Regions from separate parts of the Homo sapiens genome. Here region 2 is linked to region 1. The links are chromatin loops, found by intact Hi-C in ENCODE. Cell type or tissue: heart right ventricle. All regions are shown on one strand. Links, peaks and the distances in the headings refer to the core of each region. The heading gives the core; the rest is flanking DNA.

The links. A loop is a pair of places that touch in the nucleus more often than their neighbours do. Peaks named below come from ENCODE experiments on the same cell type or tissue, not always from the same donor. Only the 100,000 strongest peaks of a DNase experiment are listed, where the experiment ranks them.
Region 2: a loop joins it to region 1, with 15 times the contacts of the local background. A loop is called at or near these places in 5 of 110 quality-filtered maps.

Annotation. Positions count from the first base shown.
Region 1 is chr4:12,628,592-12,636,913 of GRCh38, forward strand. No RefSeq gene overlaps it. Among named protein-coding and RNA genes, the nearest start is that of LINC02270, 410 kb to the left of the region's middle. RefSeq lists an enhancer at 4,713-4,772. In heart right ventricle, for the core only: a CTCF peak has its summit at 4,676 (motif pointing left); a DNase peak (open chromatin) is centred at 4,650.
Region 2 is chr4:12,176,252-12,184,573 of GRCh38, forward strand. No RefSeq gene overlaps it. Among named protein-coding and RNA genes, the nearest start is that of LINC02270, 43 kb to the right of the region's middle. In heart right ventricle, for the core only: no CTCF peak of the experiment used is centred there; a DNase peak (open chromatin) is centred at 3,118.

The DNA.
Region 1 (8,322 bases), core at 1,723-6,722:
CACACACGCAAAATGTGTACACATTCATCTTGTGGTACTTCACTACAAAATTATTTGAGACAATGTTCTGCCACAGGTTCACAGGGAGGGTTGGCAGACAATGTTAAATGCTGATATATTTTGGGAAGCTTCAGCAATTTGGGGAAAACAGCTGAAATCGTAGATGCTCCATATTAATTAATGTTCAGTTGACATTTTGAATTTCCTTGTCTATAAAAGAGAACCCCTCAGTGATGCCCCAAATCATTATTTCAAGGCGCTTATCACAATTCTTTCCATAGTTCATAAAACCATAAGTGGGATCTATATAATGTTGCTTTTTATCTGGACATATAAGTAGAATCCACCAAAAAGTTCAGCTTCTGTACTGATTGCAATGATATAAATTTCCATGACAGAAGGTGAAGATAATGGTAGCAAAATGATTTAACCTTTCTCTTTTGATAATGTTACCACCCACCATATAGGAGTTTACTATTTTTAACTGGAAGAAGGCCCTTTCACCTTCCAGTTCAACATGAACTGAGATTAAATAAAACACAAAAGATTGCAAAACTAATGTGGGAACATGGGCTTATTATAACCTGAATCTTGAACAAAAATAGGCACATTTGAGGTCATCTTGAGACTTCGTCTTTCTTCAATAATTTTGACTTTATCTGGATAATACATTTTCTTGAGTTACTGCTTATCAGATGAAGCCACAACTCTATAGTTACCCAGCAATCTAGCAACCAGTATCACTAATACAAGAGTTTTGGCGCTGGTAACATACTCTGGCTCTTACCCAGGCCCATGACCTCATGGCCTGAAGAAATTTGGACCTGCCAGGTATATGAGATAGTTGTGCCCTGCTCGTATGCTCTCCACTCATATTTCTGCTCCAGCCATTGCTAGTGCAATCAGTTGCAAGTAGGTAGAATCTTATGGTATGACCCCTCTGTTGCACCAAACATCTCATGCTGCCACATGAGTCACTTGTGACAATGAGTTAAGCCATTTTGACATATAGCCAAATATGGAATTATGATGGAGTTAATACTTGTATTAGTCCATTCCCACACTGCTATAAAGACATAACTGAAACTGGGTAATTTATAAAGAAAAGAGGTTTAATTGGCTCAGGTTCTGTGGGTTATACAGGCTTCTACTTCAGGGGAGGCCTCAGGAAACTTATGATCATGGTGGAAGATGATGAAGAGGAACGCACTTCTTCACATGACCAGCAGTGGAGGGAGAGAGTGAAGAGGGAGGCGATACACACTTTCAAACAATCATATCTCCTGAGAACTCTATCATGAGAACAGCAAGCAGGGAGGCCGCACACGTGACTTAATCACTTCCCACCAGGCCCATCCTCCAACACTGCGGATCACAATTCAACATGAGATTTGGGTGGGGACACAGAGCCGAACCATGTCAATACTCTATGGGACAATTCTTGTCCAATGGGAGATTGGAGCCAGTGGATAAATCCAGCCCTCTCCTGTCCTTCATGTGGAAAAGTTCAAGGAGCATTCTACATGACTCATGGCTCAAAAGTTTGCAAGTAGGGTTTAGCTCAAGAGGTCTGTGCCAGTGACAATCCCAATAACACCTTTAAGATATTCTGTGCTTTCTTCCTTGTTTCATTTTACCTATTTTCCCATTCTTTTCTTTGGAATTACTTCCTCAGATAAACTAGGTGATGCAAGCCATTGCCTAAGATTCTAATTTTTGAGAAATCTTGACTAACATTCTGACCTAGAACTCATGGGAGAAAAAATAAAGATAGAATCTAGAAAAAAACCTAGAGAAAGGGATTTGATATGGCTAGAGTTTGCCTGGAGTGGAGGCCATTCTAGAAGTTCAGTAGATAGAGGGGTAAGCATTTTGGCTCTAATTGCAGTGAATTTGAAACCCTAGGATACCCCAATAGAATTGGTGGGTACTGAGACGATGTTTATAATTTGGGGTACCAATGAGTTAAGTCTTGAGGTCAGTTTTTAGCTAAAAGTCCAGCCAAGCATGATAATCATAGCACTGCAAAGAAGAGATGAATATTCACTAGAAGTTTTGCAGAGCCTCTTGCCTTCATATGCAGCAGGAGCTCTTATAGTCAAAAACATGGTAGAACTGCCAAGGATGCATGAAAACAGCTACAAAAATGAAGATAAAATAAACCACAATCATGTATACTCTGTAAAATCATAAAATGGCAGATAAAAATAATCAAGACAGAAAATAAAAGGACAAGTATAAATAGTGAGGTTTAACTTAAATTCCAATTCTACTTCATTCCCATTGTCTTGTAGAGATATCCACCACGATATATTAAAACATGACCCTTTTTCTCAAGGATCGTGTTCTGTGTCAGCCACTGAGGATATACGGATCTTCGGTCCAGGTTCCTGGGTGATTACTGCAAACTAGGAAAGATGCCCCAGCCTCAGCCAAGTGACCTGGGGATGAGGGCAATATGCCGGTGGGAAACCAGACTACTAAGCAAGACCAAGGCAGAAGACTGTTTGAGCAGATCTGGCAGCCATGCAGTTAGGGAGGCTGTGATACAGTGAGGGAAGCATTCACTCAAGGCAAATCAGATAATGGACTTACGGCAAAACAGAGTGTCATAGACTCCATAAGATGTTTGGGGAAAAAAAAGATGCTAAGACACGAGCTGCTGTGTCCAGGACTTCCCAGAACCAAGGTGATAACTGCAAAGGCAGGAAAGGGTAGCAGTGCCTGCAAGTCAACCAGACTTGCAGCTGTGCAGTCTGTGGTGTACAGCATGGGCACACTGGAAAGAAGTCTTTCCCATCCAGCGATATCGATTTCTTGGGCATTCGTTAAGAACTAGGGCAGTGGTTCTCATGCAGAGGAGATTTTGCCCCGGGGAGATGATTTTGGCCATGATTGAAAACATTTTTGGTTGCCAAAAATAGGGAAGTTGCCACAGATACGGGAGTTGCCACTGGCATCTATTGAATAGGGAACACAGATGCTGTCAAACACCCTATAGTTCCCATAACGAAGATTTATCAGAACCCAAAGGTCCGTAGCCCTTCAGCTAAGGAATCCTGGACTAGGGTGTTGTTTAAAAGCTTCTCAGGGATTCTCAACAGGAGAGAGAAAAGGAACTTCCTTGACATAAAGAGTTGGGGAAAAGTTATATCAGCTAAGCACCTGCCATGTGCCAGGTCTAGCACATGACTTTTCTTAAACCTCACAACCAAGGATAGACATTGTAACTCCATTTTACAAAACAGGAAATAGGACCTCAGAAAGAGAAATTACTACGCAATAAAAAGCTCAATTTAGCTGGGGTTTAAACTCAAATCTGTTAAAGGCGAAAGCGGAGACTAGTTTTTTTTTTCCAGTTTTAAAATGTAAATCGTTTTCATTGATTTTACAATTCTTAACAAGGCAGGAAAATGTCATTATGCTCATGACTAGCTTTAAGCATCAATAAGTTTAGTCTGATTTTACTAGATTTTTATAAATATAAACATTTTGCTATTAGAATTCTTATGTAATCATTAAGATTTTGTTTAACACAGAAATATTAGGCATAGCTTTATTGGGAAGTTGAGATTACAGGTTATTTTCATTAGTGTCTAAATTTTTCTGAACTTTGCAATTTTAAAAATGATTAGCATATGTTAAAATTATAAAGTTGCCAATTAGGTTTATTTTAATGTGATATAAATACACAATTATTTCAAGATACACAGTAAATTGCACAGAGGACATAGACTCATTTATTTGGGGATTATATAGATTTGTTGGCTGTGAAATCTAAAATCAGAGTCCATTTATTATCACATGTAATTATGTGTTACAAGAAGTGGACACAAATTTAAAAAGAAAAACAGGTATGCAATTTATATTTCCAGGGGGCTTTTAAAATATAGTTTTGCCTAAACTGATCAAAATATTTGAGGTGCCTTCTCCTCAAAACTGCCTGTGAAGTTTCTCTGGGTAACCCCACAGCTGACTCTAATTTCATTTTCTCCACAATTATTCTACCCATTATTGGGTGTAATATCCTCCACAACTCCACTCTCACAGCGACTTGCTAGAATTTCTGCATTGTTGTTAGCTGTCTCCCCCGAATTATAAGTCCTATAAGGCCAGGTTTTATGCTTATTCAACTATATATCCCCTTATCACCCAATGCAGCGTCTTGCACATAGTCGGAAGCCAATAGATTCTTGCTTAGATGAAATAATTCTAGCCCTGGGGCCAAGGTGCTAACATTGCCATGATCTCGGAGAAGGAAGTGGTGGGGTATTGCAAATAGCGTCTATGCTTAGCAGGCACATTTATACGTAGGGTTAGTGCCCTCTATTTTTAATTTACTTGATTATTCTACAATATCGACTTTTTTTTTTTCTTAAATAATTCTTTATTTACATCCAAACATCAAAAGTCATTCAAGTTGAAGCCCTTCCCACAAGCATTAAGTTCTGCTCACAAAATGTTCAGGAACATTAAAAATCTCTGACATGAAAAATGTGTTACATCACAAGATTTTAAGATGAACGAAGTAAATAAATATGTAGCTCTGCACTTGTGGAGCAGCGGTAGGCAGACCTGCGAGACGACTCTGGCCCAAAGCTTAAGGCTGCATCATCCGTCAGGTGTGGATGAGATCCATCGAAACAGTGAGCGACGCCTGCCATCTACAGGCCACAATGTGTATTGCCGCATAGGTGCCAGTAGACCTTGAATTTAAGAAGCCTTGGGGGATGATACTCAGCGATGTGATCTCGAAGAGACTGTCCTATGTTGAATTATCATTCAATGTAAAAATATAATCAAATAATTATAACCATTAATAGATAACAGGTGACACTTCCCTTCACACTTTCCTCTGTGTAATTCTTACTTTACAAAATTGAAAATGAAGAGCTTTGTGTGTCTTCCACTTTTATTATCATCATGGTGCTTTGTCCTCCTTCACTTTGTGATTATCTCTGTATACGTCTGCCTTCCCCAGGAGCCAACTAACTCACGCGGTGCAGGGGACCCATATAATTCATCTATGTATACGCTCTTGCCTAGAGCAGGGTTTGACACATGGCAGGTATTCTACAAAGATTTGATGCATGAGTGCTTAAGGGAATGAATAAATAAATGAATAAGTAAATCAATCAAAAACTAATTATTTTCGAGTCACCTTGTTCTAAATTACATATAAATTTATGGAGAAAAACTGTAGTCTAACATAGATATATATGTATGTATACATGTTGAGCACAGTGTCTGCCCCACAGCAGGTTCACAGTAAACATTATCTACATTAGACTATAATGTATGTGTGTGTACATATATCTAAGCATATGTGTTCAGTTGGTTGTTTTAAAACTTCTGCAATAAATCAAGAGATTAATATTTTTTATTAAAATCCTTAAATCTGTATGTTAAGGATCTTGTGAGTTCAGCTTCAGGTCCCCATCTATGTCATTTTATTAGGCAAAATGTTCTGAAAGATTCATTCCATTTAGAAAGTAAACATGACAGCAAGGCCACAGTTATTACTTCTCATTTATTTTGTTCTTTTGGAGATTGACCATCTAGCTTAAGTCAGACAAAATGAGAACCAAGAAAAAAAATGTTTAGATAAAATCATTGTAAGAGAGAGAATATAAAAGAAAGTGGAAAAGTAAGATTAATATTGTTTTGCCTAAGAGACCTAGTTTCTCTCCCAACCTCTCCCCCACCAACACAAACTTGAAGAAATTTTTTGGATGTTTAAACTTAATTATCTTTAAAAATAAGGAAGCAATGCTTATGGGGCACAGCTGTGTGGCAGGCACTGTGCTTGGCATTTCTGTGAATTTTCACATTTAATCTGCCCAACAGGTCCAGCCCTAGAAGACACTTATTGGCAGATCCCTTTTATGGACCATGAAACCGAGTCTCAGAGAGATTATTTCTGCAAGGTCACGCTGTGGAAGGTACAGGGTTGCACTGGAATGAGCTCACACTGGCTTATAGGAGGCAACTCTTCATTCAGTAATGTCATGTTGGCAGCTTGAAGTCAGCCACAGTAGAATTATTTACAGCATGTCAATGAGCAATTGCTGCAAAGAAGTCCCTGTGCCTGCCTGGTTGTTAAACATACGCCAGCACACCACTGGTTAAGATGCAAAGATAAAAGTTTAAGAATATTTGACTTTAAAAGGCATCTTCTTCTAATAAACCACACTACCCAAGAGTTAAGGGAAAGTCTAGGTAAGGTTTATATAGCAGTTCATAGTTTAAAAAAACAAGACTTTTATGCATGTATAGTCTCCCAAAAATGAACCAGCTTTGTATTTCTCTCTGTATTTTTTTTTTTGTCATTCTTCCCTCTTCCTCTCCTTCTTCATCACAGTTACTGCCATATACTGAAGTTCTGCTGTATCCTGCTAGGTGTTTGCCATGAACTACAATATTTATAACACTGAGAAAAATAAAGCATGAGTCAGGTAAGCACAAAGCCCAGAATTACAACCAGGAATATAGAAGAAAGGTTTTATCCCTCGTATCTGTTATATGAGTCTTTTGTAGGTTTTTGTTTGTTTGTTTTTGTCTTTTCATGTGTGTGTGTTTGCAGACCTAACCCCTCATGTTTCTTCTTCTGAAATGTTCCCTTTTTCTTCAATTCAATTTTTCAACAAATATATGAGCACAGAGTATGTGCCGCACACTGTTCCACGTGCTAGAGATGCAATAGTGAAATCAGGAGAGGTTTCTGTCCTTGGGAACATCCCTTCTTGGGTAGGGAGACAGGACACAAAGCAGGAGAGACAGGACAGCAAGGTACCTAGCAAGAGGGCTGGGGTTTGAGTTCTGGGCCCACCACTTCCTAACCATGTGACTGTGGACAAGTTACTTAACCTCTTTATGCCTCAATTTTCTGCCATATGCTAAAAGGGGATAGCAATAGTCTCTATGTCTTAAAGTTGCTGTGATAACTAAGTTTCATTACATTAAATAGTATCAGGCATATATAAATAGTAAATGCCAGTATTTATTAGTTACTACTTTTAAGGAAACAGCTTAATTATAGGCTATAACTAGAGTTATGAAGGAAACACACCAAATACTGAGATTGGGTTGAGAGTGGAATATTTTAGATGAAGTCATCAATAAAGTCCTTTACGGAGAATTGATAAAAAGGATGAGAAGGTATCCTTCCTGGCATTGCTGGAAGAAGATTTCTAGATTAAGGAAGTGAAACTGCAAAGCTCTGAAATGTTGAGATGTTTATTGCTGAAGGGAATGGTAGAGTTCAGTGTGCTTGGGGCACAGTGGAAGCAGGTGGAGCAGAACAAGATGAGGTTGAAGTGGAAGGAGGGGACCAAATCATGTGAGGTCTTAGAGGCCCCCTTATAGAGTTCTGTTCTCTTTTTAACTACTTAATACCCTTCTTTCCTTCCTTCCTTCCTTCCTTCCTTCCTTCCTTCCTTCTTTCCTCCCTTCCTCCCTTCCTGTTGTAATTTGCTATATGTCTAAGAAAAAATAGGCTAGCTTTTTTTTTTTTTTTAATTTGGAAACTTAGCGCTAATCTTCACTTTCATTGAGACCCTATTTTCCAGGGCAATTTTCAGAAAGTGACTTTTAGAGGTAATTTTCTGGGCAGCAGAGATTTTTCAATAACTTCTGTGGAATCCAGGATCCTGGGTCTCAAAGGTACAATTGCTGAGTATGGTGTCCACACCAAGTTGCTGTTATCCTGACCTTGTAAACACCATGCAGGTGCCTGTCTCGTTGGCTGTCTCAAACTGCCAGAGAAAGCGGCAATGACAGTTTGGTTTCACCCAGTCCCTTGAGTTATGAGTAATTTTGCTAGAGTCTTGTCATTTTCTGGCGGATTTCATGAATTTGTGCTGAATTTGCAAACAAAGGCAAAAGGCAAACAATGGTCTAAGCGGCTTTGAGATTGCCTCATTAAACTGCAGCCTGCCAGAAGCTTTCTGCTTATAGCAATGAACACATCTGAGCTCTACAATGATGTCACCGTCTAAAACTCTGTTCACATCTCTTTGAGGTGACAAAGTCCCATGTGCAACTAACTAAAAATAAATAAAGTGAAATAAATAAGAAAGAGTAAAGGGAAGAGCAGAAAACTGCTCTAGCAAAGAAGAATGCCCAAGTTATCAGGAAAGCTAATTTTCAGTGCTATTGCTGCCATATCAGCCTTGTCACCAATAATCAGTTTGCCTAAGTTTTTCAAGACTCAGTGTACCTCTATGGAACTGGAATACACTGACATGCTCTTTTTTTGAAGATTCCACTGAATTCCTCAGGTGTATACCCAGGGATGGGGTCATGTGGCACACTATACAAAAT
Region 2 (8,322 bases), core at 1,206-6,205, 450 kb before region 1:
CCTAGATCGCACCACTGCACCGGAGCAGCCTGGTGACAGAGCAAAATTCTGTCAAAAAAAAAAAAAAAAAGAAGGATGCTTGTTTGCTCATTTATTTTGATTTGATTTGACTTGTTTTACTTTGTAATTTTAATAAGATATTTTAGGGCAAATAGAATGAGTTATAGAAAAAAGTAATACCAAGAAAGGGGAGAGGATAATTGCTGAATCAGGGACCCAAAGAAATTTTAAAAAGGATTTGAATCAATGATGAAATGAATGAGAATATTCATGAAAAATATAATGCAAAAAAAACCTCAGATCCAGCTCAAACTTTACCTCTTCCATTTAGATGGAATCTTTGTCATAGCCTTTATTATTTTTGTCTCAACTCATCAAATTTGTTTACTTGCACGTCCATCCTAACTATTGAAGTAAGAGATATTTTAGAGGGAAAAGGTGTTTTGTTCACCTTGGTGCTTTTAGAACAATGTCTGGCATCTTAAAGGACGACCAATATTAACATTGAATAAGTGATAAGTAATGAAGGTGTCAGAGGCGTTTGAACCAGAGTGACTCCATTTTGAGTGAGGGCTAGGAAAATGAGGCTGAGACTTTCTGGGCTGCATTCCCAGGAAATTAGGCATTCCTAGACTCTAGATATTTATGGTTAAGGGAACAAATTAATAATTTGACTAAAACAGACCCAGACTTGGGAGTGTCCAGATATCCCAATATCTGGAGAACAAAGGCTTTCCTAATTTTGCTTTAAAAATAATATCAGTTCTTGCAAAATACAGTAATTAAGAAAAATAATCTTGTAACACAAACTTTTGTAGCAGAGCACATCTCCCCAAGATCTATTTTTATCATATACACACACACAAGCATTGTACTTAGGGCAGACACGTTCCTCCTCTTACCTTCAGGAACATGCTATTCTGTCTATGGAGTAGTCATCCTTTCACCACTTTACTTTCTTAATCAACTTGCTTTTACTTTGTATTGCAGACTTGCCCTGAATTCTTTCTTGAGAGAGATCCAAGAACCCTCTCTTGGGGTCTGGATCAGGACCCCTTTCTAGGAACAAAGGGGCTGGTGTTCATTATCATATTAAGGCTGGAATGCAATAAGATTCAAAGTTGCATTGTATATTTAATGAATAGGTAAATTTGTTTCTAGAAATGTTAATCTTGAACTAAAATTTAATGAACACTTACTTGTCCCAAGTACTTATATGACTAACCACCTAAAAGTGTGCATGTACGTTAAACACTTTATTTCATAGCTGTACAAGTCCAGTCTCACACTGCTATAAGAATGCAACCTGAGACTGGGTAATTTATGAAGAAGGTTTAATTAACTCACAGTTCCACCTGGCTGGAGAGGCCACAGAAAATTTACAACCATGGTGGAAGGCAAAGGGGAGGCAAGGCTTGTCTTACGTGGCAGTAGGAGAGAGAGAGAGAATACAAGGGAAATTACCACTTTTAAACCATCAGATCTCATGAGAACACCCTCAGTATCATTAGAACATCATGGAGGAAACCACCACCATGATCCAATTGCTTCCCACCAGGTCCCTCCCTCAACACGTGGGGATTATAATTCCAGATGAGATTTGGGTGGGAACATAGAGCCAAACCATATCAGTAGCAGCTTAGATAGATCAAACAATTTAGGCTGGCTTTGATTCTGGGTATTTCTTGATCCCATGCTCTTCTCATTCTGTATGGATTCATTATTCCAGATAGGTTATGCTTATGCTGTGGTAACCAACGTAACACATACAAGTTTGTTTTCCACCCATTATAAGTCCAGTGTGGATTGAGCCACCCTCTATGGCAGCTATGTCTAGAGAGATGACTCACATAGGCATGCTACTTCCATCTTGTGATCCCATCCTGGCACACAGCCTCTGGTCAGCCAATCCCCAAAGTGAGGAAAGGAGAAGATAGAATGGTGAGGGGTTTTTCCCTGCCTCATCCCAGATTGGTGCAGATCACTTCCACTCACATTGTGTTATCCAAAAATGTCCTATAACTCTACCTAACCACAAAGAGTTGGTTCAGTTTATTTTGTGTGACTAGATGGAAATGACAACAAATAAAACTTGGTAAATCCACATCACATCCAATATAATACTAAGGTAAGAGACTTGGCTTTATGGGAATAGAGACACTGTTGGTAGGCCAGGCAGTTAATTAAACAAATATTTACTGCATCCCTACTGTGTGTCAGGCTGTTTCATTTGCTGAATATACAGCAGTGAATGAAACATAGAAGTTCCCCCACAGTCATGGAATTTCCACTCAAGAAGGAGAAGCAAACAAACAAACACAAACCCCAAAATGCAATCATTTTAAAAATTAAAGAAGTACAGGTAGGCGTTTGTACAGAATTATCATAGCATTATGTGACAGAAAGTTTCTCAGTAGCTAATTTAGTGTAGGTAGTCGGCAAACATCTTTGTGAGGAGGTGATATGTAAACAGAAATCTGAATGACGTGAAGGAGCAGCTACATAACGTTAGGAAGAGAGACATTCTAGACTGAGCAGAGTTATCTCAAAGACTGCTACAGAAATAAACTCTTGGTGGCAGCAAAACAGAAAGTAGGTCATAGTGGATAGAGCAGAATGAGAGAGAGAAGAATCATAGTATTAAATGTTGTTGTAGGAATAGGGAGAGATCAGCACTTGCATATTTTGAAGGAAAAACAAAGAGTTTTGAGTACAATGAGAAACCACTGGAGAATAGTAAGCAGTAGAGTGACACAATATGATTTATGTTGATTACTGGCACAGGTCAGTCTTCCAAACCTTATACATTCCTGAACCCTGAAAATAGAAGCTGAAGTGATAGACATCTGTGTGAGAGCCAAAGGCAATATCATAGTTGAAAGGTGCTAAGCCCCACTTGCTTTCAATGGGACTGTCAGAGAGAAATGTGCTGTTACTGAAAAATGCCAGAGTTGGCAAAATCTAGATTTGCATGAAAAGCTAAAAAAAAAAAAAAAAAGAAAAGAAAAAGAAAAAGAAAAAAACTGCAGGTGTGTAAAACGCTACTCTAGAATTAGGAAACTCAAGTGACTTAAGCTGGCAATTAAACTGGTGGCACACAGCCAGCCACCCGTCTGGTATACGGAGTCTCAGAATGCTTTTACACGGATGCTAGATTGAGTTGAAGTAAGCCAAGGTCGTGTGGATGCTTGATGCTGTGCTGGCCCAGTGTTGGAACAAGATGGAGAGCGGAAGGAGAAGTGGGAGGCATTGTGGGGAGACATGTTTATGATGTGCAGAAATGGCCACATTAGCCAGCAGAGGCGGATGGAAAATTCTTCTTCAGTTGAGCTGTCAGAACTGCTTCAGGAAAATAGCTATCACTGCAGATTATTTCATATGTAGATGTATGCAATGATGTAACAAGGAAAGTGGTTTTAGGGCATATATTTCAAACCTTGTTTTCTAGAGCCTTCAGGTTCAAAGAAAATACCTTCAGGAGCCACCACCATAGTCCTGGAGAGTAAGGAAAAGAAGTGGCATTCTAATACACAGGGGCTCTGTTCTAATTCATCCAAGGCTGTTCTTTATATTTTATGTATCAATAACATTGGAGTTGTAGGTGAACATTTATTTGGAAGAAATATTCCTACTGAAAAAGGCATATTTTCAACGTAACAAGAGCACAGTATTGAGAGGAATAAGGTTGAAACCATATAAATCACATACATCTGGTAGTATTTTATGCTACTTTATTTAATTCTCACATTTTATAGATGGCTACTCTAAACCTCAATTGACATTTGGGAAAATTGACAATGAAGAAGTTTAAATTCCTTGTTCAAGGTCACATAGCCATTAAATGGTAAAGATGAGACTCAAACTTGGATTTCTGATCCCAAGGGCCACACTTTCTTTTACTGTTACCCCATTAAGTCATGCATGATGGACCCACATCCACCATTCACTGACTTGTGATCTCTAGTAGGTACCATCTTCCCAGAATCTCATTTTTATCATTTATTAAAGAACAACAGAGCACTTAATGAAACCAACCTCATTATTTTGAGGTTCAAGTGATATAATATGCTTATGAGAAGAAACTAGCATGAGCTAAGTGCTAGACACTTTTACAGACGTTGGCTTATGTAATCATCCCAGAAATACAATGAGGGGACTGATGATGTCCTACTTTACAGATAAGGATATCAAGTCTAAGCCTAAACAGCCAGAAGTAGAGGGGGCTGCTGACATTTCAATGTGAGTCTCAGTCCATTCATGTGAACAGGGCTTCACCTAACTTTTATGGTGACTGAGTGAGAAATAAAAAAGGAAACCGATTTATCATACATTTAAAGAGTTGAACATCATAAACTAATAAACACATATATAATAAATTAATATATAACTTCTATATTGATAAATATACCTTCAAGCCAAAAACGTGTATAGCTTTTAGGTGACTGAAAGTCAAAGTCAGTCCAAAAATATCAAAAAAGACCAAATTTATTATTATTGTGCATGTCTGGGTGTTGTACTTATAAAAGAATGATGATTGGATGATTAGAGACAATATACACTTAATACATTACTATGTATTTACTTCATGATTTACCTTCATTTCATCAGCATTGCCATATTTTATAGTCAATATTTTTATATATATATTTTATATTTATAACTGTCCAGCTGACCAAAAATAAAATGTAAATGTACTCAGAGATTAGTAAATGTTAATATTTTATCCAAAATGTAAATTTCAACATATGTAAAATATAAACACTAGAATTATTCTATATCTATTCTCAATCACGATATTTTTCTTCACAAATATTCAAAACTGACAAACATCATAAAAGCTAAAATGCAAGTTTAATAATAAATATTAATTTCATATCAAAATTATTTTAGATCATCTTAAAATGCATTTTTATTAAATATTCTTATAAAATATAACTTCCTAATTTTCACATTCAATGTGTATCTACTCGCCAAATTAAGGAATCAATATCACACTTCATGCATGCTATGTCTAGACCAACAAGTATATAAATGTAAGAGTCATATGAATTATTGTAAATTACAGAATGTTCCTTAGTTGCTATGTATGACTACCATACGCAAGTAGCATGCTAATTAGTCAGTATGTCCATAGCAGGAATTGGAACATTACTCAAAGAGAAGATGGACACTAGCTCAACTGAAAAAAATGACACTTAAGTTATGTAAGAATATATTGTGTTCATGTTGAAGATTTGATCTGTGCGATTATTAATTTTATGTGTAAATCCCTGGACCCTTGAGTGTGCCAGGAAATGCCTAGATATCTGCTTAAATATTATTTCTGGTTATGTCTATACAGGGGTTTTCAGAAGAAACTGGCATTTGAATCACTGAACAGAGAAAGCAGATGGCCCTCCTTAATTTGAGTGGGCCTCATCCAATTCATCTAGGGCCTGCACAGAGCAAAAAGGTAGAGGAGGGTTGAATTTGCACTTGGTTTGACTGTTTGAGCCTTGATGCCCATCTTCTCCTGCCCTTGAACTGGAACTTACTACCAGCATGCCTGGTTCTTAGGGCTTGGACTGGTATTTACACCACAACCTTCCCTGAGTCTCCAGCTTGCAGACAGCAAGCAGATCATACAACTCCTTAGGCTCCACAGTCGTGTGAGATAAGTCCTTATACTATCTCTTTCTGTAAAAAAAAAAAAATATATATATATATATATATATATATATATACACACACACACATTTATATATATGTGCATATATATATATATATATATATATCCTATTTGTTCTGTTTCCTTGCAGAACCCTAATATAATTCATTAATTAATTTGTTCTCTTTTACCTGTACACTTCTGAAGCTGTATAACAGAAGAGGCATAACGCATGCAACTTTGACTTTTTGATGCAGTGTGTTATTTTTTGTTTGTTTATTTTTTACATATCTTGGGCCATTTGCTTGTTTTTGAGTATGCAAATGTAGAGATCCTCTCCTTGGGCTTTGCAGTGTTAATCCGAAGAGTGAATGTTTGACAATTAGAGTTACTGCTCCCACCAGGCCGGCCCTGAAAGCTGGACTGCAGGTGATTGAGGTGCTTACATATTATTGTTTGTGTGTATGTGTTTACCTATTTTTGTGATATGACTATATCTAAATCATGAATGTCCATCTAAACTCAAGTCAACAATTTTTTTTCTGTAAAGGGCCTAATAGTACATATATATGTATGTATGTGTGTATATATATATATATTTTGCTGTTGTAGTGCAATATTAGCCATAGACAGCATGTAGACAAATGAAGTAAGCATGGCCTTATTTGAATCATAGAAGGCCAAACTTGGCCCATGGGCTGTAATTCATTGACCTCTGCACTGAAGCATGGGATCCTAAAAGGAATTCTCCTTCCTAAGTTTAAGCAGGTTACTGCATGCAGATGTGCCTTGTAAACAAAACAGAAATTCATAAGCTGTTTAATTAAATAACTGGTTGGAATGATCTTTATTTTATTATTTTGCTGTTTGAGAACCGTGCTCAGTGACAAACTCAATTCACATAATCACCTTTTATCAGATAGCCAACTTGGTCAAGATTTGAACATATTGGGCTTATCATTAACAGTAAATTTCTATGAATATTAGGTGACCAGATATTCTCAAACTCTGCTACGGTGGTCTTCATTTCTTTCTTTTTGCTTGGTTTATCTATATTTGGGGTCAGAAGAACTACTGACTTTGGGCTGGCCCAGTTATCTTAGAACATTGATAACGACAATATCAAAACTATGACCAATAATAACAGTTCAACAACAAATGACCAAGAAGTACTAACAGTTAGCCAGACATTATTCTAACAGCTTTCCCTATGATAACTCATGTACTGAGACAAACTGCAGTTCTTAATTTTTAGTGAATATTTATAATCCATATATTCTTAAGAGCCAGCTCTGTGGAATAAGGGGCCTCATGGAGACTAAAGACCAGGTTCCAATTTATCCATTTGATACTTCTCAGCTACATAGACTCTCTGATTCCTTGCCTGTATCAAAGGGAAAAACTTTAATGCTGTACTGAGTAAAAAATGAGGAAAGGTTTGTAAAACACAGTTTTAGAAAAGTGTGAGTGGGGGCCAGTTGTGGTGGCTCACACCTGTAATCCCAGCACTTTGGGATGCTGAGTAGGGGGGATCACTTGAGGTCACGACTTCGAGACCAGTCTGTCCAGCATGGTGAAACCTCATCTCTACTAAAAATACAAAAATTAGCCAGGAGTAGTGGCTCATTCCTGTAATACCAGATACTCGGGAGGCTGAGGCAGGAGAATCACTTAAATGTGGTGGCAAGGTGGAGGTTGCAGATCACACAACTGCACACTGGGCGACAGAGAAGAGAGAAAAGAAAGAAACAAAAAGAAAGAAAAGAAAGGAAAAGAAAAGAAAGAAAAAGGAAAGAAAGGAAGGAAAAGAAAGAAAAAGAAAAGAAAGAAGGAGGAAAGAAGGGAAGGAAAGAAGGGAAGGAAGGAAGGAAGGAAGGAAGGACGTCATGACTGTTATCCCAGTTCCAATACTTTAGGAGGCTGAGGCAGGTGGATCACTTGAACACAGGAGTTCAAGACCAGCCTTGGCAACACAGAGAGGCCGTCCCTCTACAAAAAAAAAAAAATTTAAATTAGCCTGGTGCAGTGGCATGTAGCTTTGGCCTCAGCTACTCTGGAGGCTGAGGTGGGAGAATCACTTGAGCCCAGGCTGTTGAGCCCACAGTGAACCATGATTGCACCACTGTATTCCAGGCTGGGTAACAGAGTGAGACCTTGTCTCAAAAAAAAAGAAGATAAGTGTGATTACTATAAAAATATTTTAACTAAGATATATTTTCACTCTTTATCAGTATTACAGAAGAATAGGAACTGTAGCTTAAATAATTTTATAAATGTGTCTTTCTTCTTTTCTGCCTTCTCTTGCACTGAAAATAAAAAAAAAGGAACCCATTCACAATCCTCATGATCACAGAACCCAATCTATCTTACTTAAGCCTTCAACTGTAGACTTCGAGCTTTTATTTTTAAGCACGATTTGTTTCCTCTATTGTTTTTAAAATGTGGACTTTCAAGAGGTTTGGAATAAGCTTGCAACACATACTAACACTGGAAGTTAATACATGTTCAGTCCGTTCCAGGTTTGGAAACAATCCTTGCTGATTTGAAGGTAATATATGGTGCTTGTCACTGGAAATGCGTGTGCAGGTGCACTGTCTGCCGACAACGTGAAATTGGCATTAGCATTAATCACAGATTTGAATTTGGCAAATGCTGGATTTCACAGCAAATATAAT